Regions from separate parts of the Homo sapiens genome. Here region 1 is linked to region 2. Evidence: chromatin contacts called from ENCODE Hi-C or POLR2A ChIA-PET data. All regions are on one chromosome and are shown on one strand. The core of a region is the stretch at or near the end of the contact, and the rest is flanking DNA. Distances in the headings are between cores, read along the strand shown. Region 1 holds the start of IDH1 (isocitrate dehydrogenase (NADP(+)) 1). Region 2 holds the start of LINC01857 (long intergenic non-protein coding RNA 1857).

What was found. A loop is a pair of places that touch in the nucleus more often than their neighbours do. ChIA-PET counts read pairs that join two places held with the same protein, here RNA polymerase II (POLR2A). Pooled maps may share reads with other maps.
Region 1: a map with no recorded cell type shows a loop between it and region 2 (4-fold over the local background). The contact joins the promoter of IDH1 here to the promoter of LINC01857 in region 2. A Hi-C loop is called at or near these places in 1 of 37 single-sample maps with no recorded cell type and 2 of 50 pooled maps. POLR2A ChIA-PET finds 5 or more read pairs at or near these places in 1 of 52 experiments (B cell).

What each region holds. Positions count from the first base shown.
Region 1 is chr2:208,250,664-208,256,320 of GRCh38, forward strand. It overlaps IDH1 (isocitrate dehydrogenase (NADP(+)) 1), which reads right to left and starts at 4,408. Exons shown (of 10, transcript NM_005896.4): 1 at 4,276-4,408; 2 at 3,223-3,296; 3 at 767-904. The coding sequence starts at 888. IDH1-AS1 (IDH1 antisense RNA 1) reads left to right here and starts at 4,570. Exons shown (of 2, transcript NR_046452.1): 1 at 4,570-4,768; 2 at 5,240-5,531. RefSeq lists a silencer at 3,553-3,662 and an enhancer at 4,116-4,642.
Region 2 is chr2:207,659,897-207,665,038 of GRCh38, forward strand. LINC01857 (long intergenic non-protein coding RNA 1857) reads left to right here and starts at 2,488. Exons shown (of 4, transcript NR_135566.1): 1 at 2,488-2,626.

The DNA of each region.
Region 1 (5,657 bases), core at 3,158-5,657, 590 kb after region 2:
CGAAAAAAATGAGAGAATTACATAGACTTTTGCATCTGTCCCCAGGCACTTTACACACAGGGCAAAGGGACACAGGATTTAAGGGAATTTTGCTGGAAAGGAGGGGTTCAACTAAGAAACATCATGAATTCTTTCTGCACTACAATTGTATGAAAAGGGCAAAAGGTGAGGCATGAAAAGGAAACAGGTCCATTGACTAAGTAAAGTGATAGAAAATTGAGTTTGAAATGACAAAATTGTGTTAACTGCATTTAGTTTACTGTTTCTTACATCCTCTCTTATTTCCCTTTTCTCAATACATTGTACTATTCTTAGCCACTGTTTTATTACAAATAAAACCTTCACAGGAAACAGAAGGTTAGAAGAATCTGAAAATCATTCTTTCCCTTATAATTCTTGACTTTTAGATGATAAATCCAGTTTTTCTAGCAGTATGTTAAAATTAGAAGATTCATCTGAATATATTTAGGCTTAAAACAAACTTTATTCACAAAACACAGCTATATCTATATAAAAAAAGCTAACTTCACCTCAAAATAATTCAGATTATATTCTTTTTTTTTTTCCTGTTTCTCCTTCCCTTTTTTTTCCTTTTTTTTTTAAAGTGATGGGGTCTCACTCTGTTGCCCAGGCTGGACTTGAATTCCTGGTCTTGAGGGATCCTCCTGCCTCTGCCTCCTAAGTAGCTGGGACTTCACGTGTGCACCACCATGCCCAGCCAGATTATCCTTTCTGAGTTTGCTACACGGAGGGGTAACTCATTTACCTATGTAGATCCAATTCCACGTAGGGAAAAATGAGTTTCTCTTTAATCAATTCCCAAATGATTCGTGTCATTTCATCTCCTTGCATCTCTACCACAGAACCGCCACTGATTTTTTTGGACATTTTGACTTCAATAAACCTAAAAAGAAAAAAAAAATACATGCCTTGTCATTTATTTCATTATAAAGTGAAATATATAAACAACGTAGTGTTTATATAAACAACGTAGTGACTACTAAAAGAACAATTCATGCAATTCAATTTATGTGTAGTTGAATAAAAAGCTAGTAACAGCAATTCTATTTACCATTAGAATTGAGTATCTTCTCTGAACAAAGTATTGTGTTATGTTTCACACGCGGTTTCTGAGCTAGCCCTCATAACAATCCAAAAAAATGGCCATCATTTCCCCATTTTACTTTGTTAAAAAAAAAAGAGCTTTCCCAAGGCCACCTAGCTAGAGCGTGGCAGAGCCTGACCCTATAACGTGCCCTTCATAATGCAATCATTATTCTCAACTACTGGTTTGTCTTAAGAAATGAGATTATTTCCACAATCTCATGTTTATTGAACACTTCAGTCCAACTCATCATTTTACTGGGCTCTCAAGATGTCCAGAATGGTGAGTGCTAGCATTTCTCCTCCTTTAAGAGGCTGTTTTTGTTATTTAATAAAAATAACTAGCCATGAGGAGATTCAGCTGGTTCCTGTGACCCATATTCAGGGAAACTTTAAGTCTAAAAGCGAGACGAAGAATTCCTGGTGGAACTGTTTTCCTAGAGATAACACAGACATTGGAGATGTGGGGCTAAATACAACAAAGTGATTTCTCAATTAGAAGAATCTCTATACAGTAGGGCCACTGCCCAGGACCCAAGCATGTCCCTGTCATCTTCTTCTGGCTGTTCACAGGCAAGGGTAAGCTGCTAGTGAGTGGGATAGGACAAACTGTGCATTGTCCTAGGAAGACAGCACTTTAAGGATAGGGTGTGGGGGTAGCATATACAAATCAATCTGATTCTCAGAAAGTGCAAGGTTGGACGCTTTGGAAGAAATGAAACTGTCCCAGCTTGTCCCTAGAGGCAGAAGAAGCTCTGAGCCTGCTAAAAGTTATCTATTCCTTCTAATGATGCTCTAATCGAAACTCTTTTTTAATCCAACAACACAGCTGCAAATTGCTTTTATTCTCTTAAGGACTAAAAAAGTCAAGAGAATTGACTTTAAAGAATTATTAGATAAGAAGCCTAAAATAGTCTTTCTTGAAAAATTGAGCTAAAGTAATTTGGTCTTTAAATAAAAATGTAATGATTAGTAGACAGTAAGCGTCTGTTTCTTGACAAGCCTGGATGTATTTCCAATCCCCAGGCCCATTTTCACTTCCCAAATTCGCAATTCTAGAATTCTTCTTACTAGTGTTTAGGAGATTCCTTTGGGGGAACCTTCTGGAACTGAACTAGACTAAAAGAAATGAACAGAATGGTGTGGATGAGTCAATTACTTCCCATTTGTAATGTCAAGTATAATTTGTAGTACAGCTGAAAGCATATGATTCAGTTCATGTTTGATTCCACTGTCACACCTATCCTTGTTTTAAAACAAAGCAAAAAAGGAGGCAGTGAACTTATCTGGTTCCTGATAATACACTTCCATGGCCATGTCCCTATATAGTATGATGCAACAGTCATGACATGGCAATTTATTCTTGATGGCAAATACAGTTAATAGAGGTCAAATATTGTACCTAAAATGTGAAGACTGATATCTTTTTAGTTCACTATTTCCTTCTCAGTTAAAGCAACTGTACTCTCTGCAGTAATCTTTCTTTATCTCATAATGCATACTTCAGACGCTTCAGGTTTTCCTCACATTACTTAGCCATGAAATTTTTACCATCTTTTAACTAAAACAGTGAAGCTTTATTGTTACTACCATGTGGAACATAATTGTATTTCTTCTGGATCTGATTTCCATGGGATGGGCTTGAGGCCCCACTGGACTGACTTCTCCACCTTTGTTGCCCCTCAGATTTTGTCTCCAACCCAATCCCAACTTCAGAAGGAAGGGCTGTTCCAAGACCAGCAGGCACCAGCTCATATGAAGTAGCTGAATCCTATCTCCTAACATAATTGTGCAATTCCAGAAAATAAACCTGGAATAACAATACAGAGTAGTTTAATGAAAAAAAAGAGCCATTTAATATTATTTTCATCAACCTCAAGTTTTTGGCCAGATTGTTTTTTGCCGAGTTCATGAACTACAATAATTTCTGGGCAAAAAGGATCTCTTGCAGATAAGACACTGTATTAAAAGAAACAAGGAAGCTGTTGGAATTCGTTGTTGGAAATATTCCTCACTCATTCCCTTGCAGTGCCTCGGCCTGCCCCCAAGACCAGTTAAACACTGTACTGCCACATCAAAGAAAGTACAGAAGAAGGGGGAAAATTTGCTAATTCTCACCTTGACAGTGAATAGATTTCTTATCACCCCAGTTCCTCCCAGTCTTGCAGACTCAACTGAATGTAGTTTATCGCCTAAAACAAAACAAGGAATAAAAGTGTTAACATACAGAACACTCACAGGAGAATTTAGCTGTTTTTAGTACCTGCCAGACAGCCCAGTTTATCCGGTTTAAAGTACAGTGCTGAGTGTACTCGGTGGGACAAAGGCCAATTTTAGGCCCGCAGGCACTTTCCAAATAAAGGTCATGGGAGCACAATTTATCTCTGCGTGTGCGAGGGCGTGCCCCCGCTTCGCCGCCCGTTAGCAGGTCTTGGGGTTTGCATGTCCTTGCTCTTGGCCTGCACCCGTCCTTATGGCCGTTGTGCAAGAGGGCTGCAATCAAGGCTGGATCGGTACCTCCTTCCAGGTCTCCACGCCCGCCCCTCCCCTCCCCTCCCCTCGCTGGTGCTGGGACCTTTTAAACTCCAGGCACCCGGAACTGGCGGGGGTGTTTCCCCCAGCCCCCTCTCGCCCCGTGTGGCCTAGCGACCCCTCTGAAGGCCGCTGGAGCTCCGCCCCTCCACGCCCCCTGGCGGACGCGAGGGATCGGCTTCAAGGCTATTCCTCGCCGCCTGAGTTGCCTGCAGACGCCCGTCTGCGGCTTACAGCCTTCTTTGCATCCAGCCCCCAGCTGCTGCACGTTTTCTTCCTCCTACACTCCAGGCTTAGTCTTCTACATGCATTCTTGCAACTTCCACCCCTCGATTTTCCAACCCAAGTGCAGACCTGATTTTCCCCTTGTCGTTGCATCCAACTTCCTCACCGCCCAGTTTCTCCCTCCCAGGCCCAAAAGCAGACCTTCTGCATATCCAAGCATCCAGCATCCCCTCCTTCCCTTTTCTTTTCCCATTCTCAATACCTGGATTTGTTCCCTTCTTTGCACGCAGGCCTTGACTCCCTCCACACCCAAGATCTGCGCTTTTTTCCTTTACCCCATTCCTGCCTTCTGCGGAATTAGAGCCACCCCTCCACAGCCAGGGACCGGGGCCGCCCCTTGGAGCCTGAGGTTACCTGCCGGGATGATATGCTGGCGAAGAGTTGGGGCGCCACAGCCGCTCACAAGCTCAGACTCACAACCACAGCCTGGCAATCCCAAACCGGACTCCCAGTGCCTCCGCTTCTGAAGTAGACTCTGCAGAAACCCGGGACCACAGGGTAGGTCCGAGCTTTTCCTCTTCCCGGCTTTGTCCCCTCCCAGGCCCCGCCTCCTCAGCCCACCTCCCCCAGCCCCGCCCCCGACACGCCTCCAATCGCCACACGCCAATTCCCGTGGGATGGGCGGAGTCAGCGAGAGGGGCGTGGCCACAGTCAAAGATGGAGAATCCATGGTGCCACTTTCCCGGTGATCCCGGTGGGGGAAGGGGTTGCCGCCCGGCAGAGATTCAGTCCCGAATCCCGACAGCGAAGAGACTTGTATGCCACCTGCAGGCCGGGGAGCGGGGCGCGCTGGGGCTGCACCACCCCGAACTTTGTAACAATCTAGAGCACCACAGAGTGTTTCCAGGTCGGCACAAAAGCGAACGGGACAGGGCGCCCTGGGCGGCGGCAGCTTGGCCGGCCCGCTGCCTAGCGCGCCCCCGAGGGGCGGTAATGGAACGTACCTTTGGCTGAAGAAAGAGTGCTCCCGGCCAGCGCGGGGTCGCCTAGGGGGTTCCGCGCTGCCTAATGCAAAGGATGGAAAAGTTACAGAAGCAGGTCCTGACACCACCTATGTCTAGGTCTTTAGAAACTCCATTGATTGTTTGCATTAGAAGATAATGAATGGGATTCTTATTATTTTCTTTTTTAAGACAGGGCCTTGCTCTGTTGCCCTGGCTGGAGTGCAGTGGAGCGATCACCGCTCACTGCAGCCTTGACTTCCTGGGCTCAAGAGATCCTCCCACCTCAGCCTTCCGAGTAGCTGGGATTACAGGTGCACACAATCACACTCAACTAATTTTTCTTTCTTTCTTTTCTTTTCTTTTTCCTTTGGTAGAGATGGGTTTCAGCAGCCCAGGCTGGTCTCGAACTCCTGGACTCAAGTGATTGGCCCTCCTCGGCCTCCCAAAGTCCTGGGATTACAAGCGTGAGCCACCATGCTCAGTTGGCGGGGGATTATCTGTGATCCAATGAAGTTGGACTAGAGATGTGAAGCCTTAGAAAACGGTGGATTGAAAAAAGAATTTTAGTCTCCTCCAGAGATTATATTTTGTGTGTTCATTGCTCTCAAAAACATGAAAATAAAGAGTATTTTATATTGTGATTTGTAGGACAATAGCATGCTTGTATATTGCTGCCCAGAATTTAATGCTCCAATATTTATTTATTTATTTATTTATTTATGAGACAGAGTCTTGCCCTGACAGGCTGGTGCAGTCTCGGCTCACTGCAACTTCCGCCTCCTGGGTTCAAGT
Region 2 (5,142 bases), core at 1,238-3,737:
TGCAGATTACCTGGCAGTCCCCGTGCTGGGTAACAGAGTTTGAAAACTGAATACGATATTGGCTCTGGGCCGGGCACAGTGGCGCGTATCTGTAATCCCAGCACTTTGGGAAGCTGAGGCAGGAGGATCGCTTGAGCTGAGGAGTTCAAGACAAACCTGGGCAACATATCGAGAACTCCTCGCTACTAAAAAAAAATCAAAGTAATTAGCTGGGTGTGGTGGTGGACACCTGTGGTCCCAGCTACTTAGGTAGCTGAGGTGGGAGGATCACCTGAGCCTAGGAGGTCGAGGCTGCAGTGAGCCTCACTGTACTGCAGCCTAAGCAAGTAACAGAGTGAGACCCTGTCTCAAAAAAAGATATTGGCTCTGCTTTTAAGGATCTCTGGTCTTCTAGGGGAGGCAGATAATAAATAAAAATCACACCGGGCATGGTGGCTCACTCCTGTAATCCCAGCACTTTGGGAGGCCAAGGCGGGTGGATCACGAGGTCAGGTGTTCAAGACCAGCCTGGACAACATGGTGAAACCCCATCTCTACTAAAAATATTAAAAAAAATTAGTTGGGCATGATGGTGGGTGCCTGTAATCCCAGCTACTCGAAAGGCTGAGCCAGGAGAATCGCTTGAACCCCAGAGGCGGAGGTTGCAGTAAGCCGAGATCGCGACATTGCACTCCAGCCTGGGCAACAAGAGTGAAACTCCATCTCAAAAATAAATAAATTAAATAAATAAATAAATATCACAAGCCTGCCCACATGATCAGCCCTGCACACCAGTGAGGTCCACAGGAAGGAGGACTCAGATCTGTTGGAGGGGGCTGGTGGGCTATGGGACATGGTGAGAGACGGCTTCCCAAAGGCGATCCCCTCAATGTCATTTTTCTTTCTAACGGAAGTGGATTTTGCCCTAGGGATCAAGATGTGCTTGAGGTGGGGAGGGGAACACCCCATCAGGAACTCCCAGTGGAGATGTGAATAGTCCGGCTCCTCCATGACGGAACCTTGGGGAACTCCTCTCACCAGAGAGAAGGGTGTGACGAAAGGGGGTTTAAGACCATATCCCGAGGAGCGTGAATCACAGTTACAAAGTAGAAACAGTCTGGTGAAGGCAATGGGCCATTCCCTGAAGTAGTTTAAAGTTCGGAGGGACACAAACACACCTGTATTTTACGGAGCAAACTCAGAGGAAGGTGCTTCACAGTTTGGCGGTGGGACAGACTGGAGCCTAGGAGGCCAGCTGCAGGGCCAGGCATCCAGCATGGGGTGATGAGGTGGGTCAGGCTCAGGGAGAAGCAGGAAGGAGAAGCGACAGCACGCAGGAATGCAGGGGTGGCTGGGAGCTGCTGTCGCCATTCCTGAGGTGTGTAGCCGTGGACATTGCCTGGCTGAGTAACTCTGGGCATTGTTTAGCTTAGTTTGTTGCTGATACTGCCTGGAGAGATCATATGGTCACTAGCTTGTTTCCCATTGTTGTGTGTGACTCTGGGAAAGGGTCTTCTGCCTCTTTCTTTCTTTCTTTCTTTTATTTCTCTTGAATATTGCCATTTGTATTCAAAGTTGCAATTCTCCTAAACCAATTAGAGAGAGTTCTGATCTGGAGACTAGCTCCAGAAATTCACTAACTTCCTATTTATCTTTCTTTTATCTCCATTCTATGAAATTTTCCAGCAATAATACTATTCTCCAGAAACGCATTCTAGGTGAGACCTTTTTTTTTTTTTGAGACAGAGCTTCGCTCTGTCACCCAGTATGGAGTGCAGTGGGACGATCTCGGCTCACTGCAACCTCCGCCTCCCGGGTTCAAGTGATTCTCCTGCGTCAGCCTCCCAAAGTGCTGGGATGATTACAGGCATGAGCCACCGCGCCAGGCCTAAGTGAGACCTTTTTTAGTCTCCATATTTGAGAAAAAACATAGTAATAAATGCTTTTTTTGTCCAAACACACTAACGTGTGACTTCTGGAGAGTGACTGAAATTCAGATACTGGAAGTCTACTATGGTTTGAAGGTTTGTGTTCCCTCTAAATCTCATGTTTTGAAACATAATCACCAATGTCACAGTGTTAAGAAGTGGGGCTGGCTGGGCAGAGTGGCTCATGCCGATAATCCCAGCACTTTGGGAGGCCGAGGCCGGCAGATCACAAGGTCAGGAGATGGAGACCATCCTGGCCAACATGGTGAAACCCCATCTCTACTAAAATACAAAAATTACCTGGGCATGGTGTCATGCACCTGTAGTCCTGGCTACTCGGGAGGCTGAGGCAGGAGAATCGCTTGAACCTGGGAGGCAGAGGTTGCAGTGAGCCAAGATGGTGTCACTGCACTCCAGCCTGGGTGACAAGAGTGAAACTCCATCTCAAAAAAAAAAAAAAAAAAAAAAGAAGAAGTGGGGCTTTCCAGAGGTGATTAAGTCATGAGAGTGGAGCCCTCGTGAGTGGCATTAGGCTTGACTGACTTACAAAAAATCTTAACCAACTGTGTTCAGCCCTTTTCCCTTTCTGCCCTCTGCCATGTGAGGTCACAGTGTTCCTCCCTCCTGAGGATGCAGTGTTCATGAAAGCAAACACTGGGCCCTCACCAGGCAACAAACCTGCTGGTGCCTTCATCTTGGACTTCCCAGCCTTCGGAACTGTAAGAAATAGATTTCTGGGGTTTTTAAAAATAAATTGCTCAGTCTGTGGTATTTTGTTATAGCAGCAGAAACAGACTAAGATGGGGGGTCAGATAGGATACTTTTTTTTTGAGACAGAGTCTCACTATGTCACCCAGGGTAGAGTACAGTGGGGTGATCTTGGCTCACTGCAACCTCCACCTCCCAGGTTCAAGCGATTCTCCTGCCTCAGCCTCCCAAGTATCTGAGATTACAGATGTGCACCACCATGCCCGGCTAATTTTTGTATTTTTAGTAGAGGTGGGGTTTCACCATGTTGGCCAGGCTGGTCTTGAACTCCTGACCTCAGGTGATCTATCCATCTCAGCCTCCCAGTGTGCCGGGATTGCAGGTGTGAGCCATTGCACTCGGCCTACTTTTTATTGAGAGACTAAGGGATACTATGCCTTCCACAGAATTCAAACTTTGACACTCAACAACAAAAGCAAAAAATTTTGTGTCTCATTCGCTTTTGAGATTATTTGTAAAATGTAGACATCACTGAATGCCAAATGCCAAGAATAAAATTTCTTCTAAATTCATCATGAGTGGCTTCTGGTAAAATAATATGGCCTGCCAAAATCGCCTTTAATATTACAATTCACAAATTATCAAATCTCTTGTTTTTGTCTTTTGATATTTCATTTACTGTTTCCAAGCTTTTAGATAAGTTATAATTCTTCTGAAGATATCATAACTGCTTGTTTCTGTTTTCACTACTTTGTTATGACTTGATTTATATGTTTAACTGTTAAATCTCAAGTTTTTGGGGGGCCAGGTGCTGTGGCTCACACCTGTAATTCCAGCACTTTGGGAGGCCGAGGTAGGTGGATCACCTGAGGTTAGAAGTTTGAGACCAGCCTGGCCAACATGGTGAAACCCTGTCTCTATTAAAAATATGAAAACTAGCCAGGCATGGTGACAATGCCTGTAATCCCAGCTACTTGGGAGGCTGAGGGAGGAGAATCACTTGAACCCAGGAGGCGGAGGTTGCAGTGAGCCGAGATCATGCCACTGCACCCCAACCTGGGCAACAGAGCAAAACTCCATCTCAAATTAATTAATTAATTAATTAATAAGAATAAGATTTGTTTGGCATAGTGTAAGTTAAATTGTTTTTGATATTGCTAGCATGAAAAAATAAATTTACAAGGGGTTTTACTTCTCTGCAAAGCAGATAATTTGCATGTTTTGTAAACTGCTTAGCATGGTATAATGTGAGATAATTTAAGCCAGAGGAAAAAGATTTTTCTCACTCCACCACTCCCTTGGAAAATATTTAAAATACGGTGGTCATATTTCTAATTTCCCTTTGAAGGTACTTTTGGATAGATTCCAGGAAAACGACCCTTTGTAAAACAGATGAATGTTTCATCTAAAAATTTGGTCTGCTTATAAAAAGTTAACTACCAAACATGTTTAAGTGTCCATGTTAGTTACTGTGGTACAAATTATATTCAGTAGAAGTTTCACGCTGAGAAAAACCAGGAAGTGCATAAGATGAATACATTCATGGTGATTATGCTCTTCAGGAGCTAGAAAGTAACTACTTAAGAAGATTATGCATGAGAGTAATTGCTGTTTAATGGAGAAAAACTGGGGAAAATAATTATAAGAGTAAAGAAGACCTTTCCTAACCATCTGTCATTTAAAAATCAGAAACGAAAAAAGGAAACATAGCATGTTTTTCGGAAAGACTTGGAAATGATGCCAAAAGGCAATACTCTGGTGGTGCACACACAAAAGCTCTCAGAAGAGTCTCAGATTACTATATAAAAACAGTCTAAACACCCAAGGTGTATTTACTATTACAGTTAGTCACCTTTATTTGACATTTCTGTGTAGCCAAGAGGAGGGAACAAACCCAACTGAGATATCCATCACTGGAACCAGGAAACACCAATAAGAAGACATTTTCTCCCACTAGAATTAAAAAAAAGGTGACTATAGGGAAAAACAGTCTTTTTTTTTTTTTTTTTTTTTTGAGATGGAGTTTTGCTCTCGTTGCCCAGGCTGGAGTGCAATGGCACGATCTCGGCTCACTGCAACCTCTGCCTCCCAGGTTCAAGCAATTCTCCTGTCTCAGCCTCCCCAGTAGCTGGGATTACAGGCATGCGCCACCACACCCGGCTAATTTTGCATTTTTAGTAGAGACAGGGTTTCTTCATGTTGGTCAGGCTGGTCTCGACCTCCCGATCTCAGGTGATCCGCTCGCCTCGGCCTCCCAAAGTGCTAGGATTACAGGTGTGAGCCACCGCAGCCAGCCGAAAAGCAGTCTTCTATTTATCACTTTGAATTTCCTATTTTGTTGAATGCATTGAAGAAATATTAGTAAGCTAATAAAGGACTATATTGTTACAGGCTTTATTCCCATAACATTTTATTGGTGGTCTCTTCTGCTGAAGCAGGTATTCTTAAGGCTATAGATAGGCTGGGCGCTGGGGCTCACACCTATAATCCCAGCACTGTGGGAGGCTGAGGTAGGTGGATCACTTGA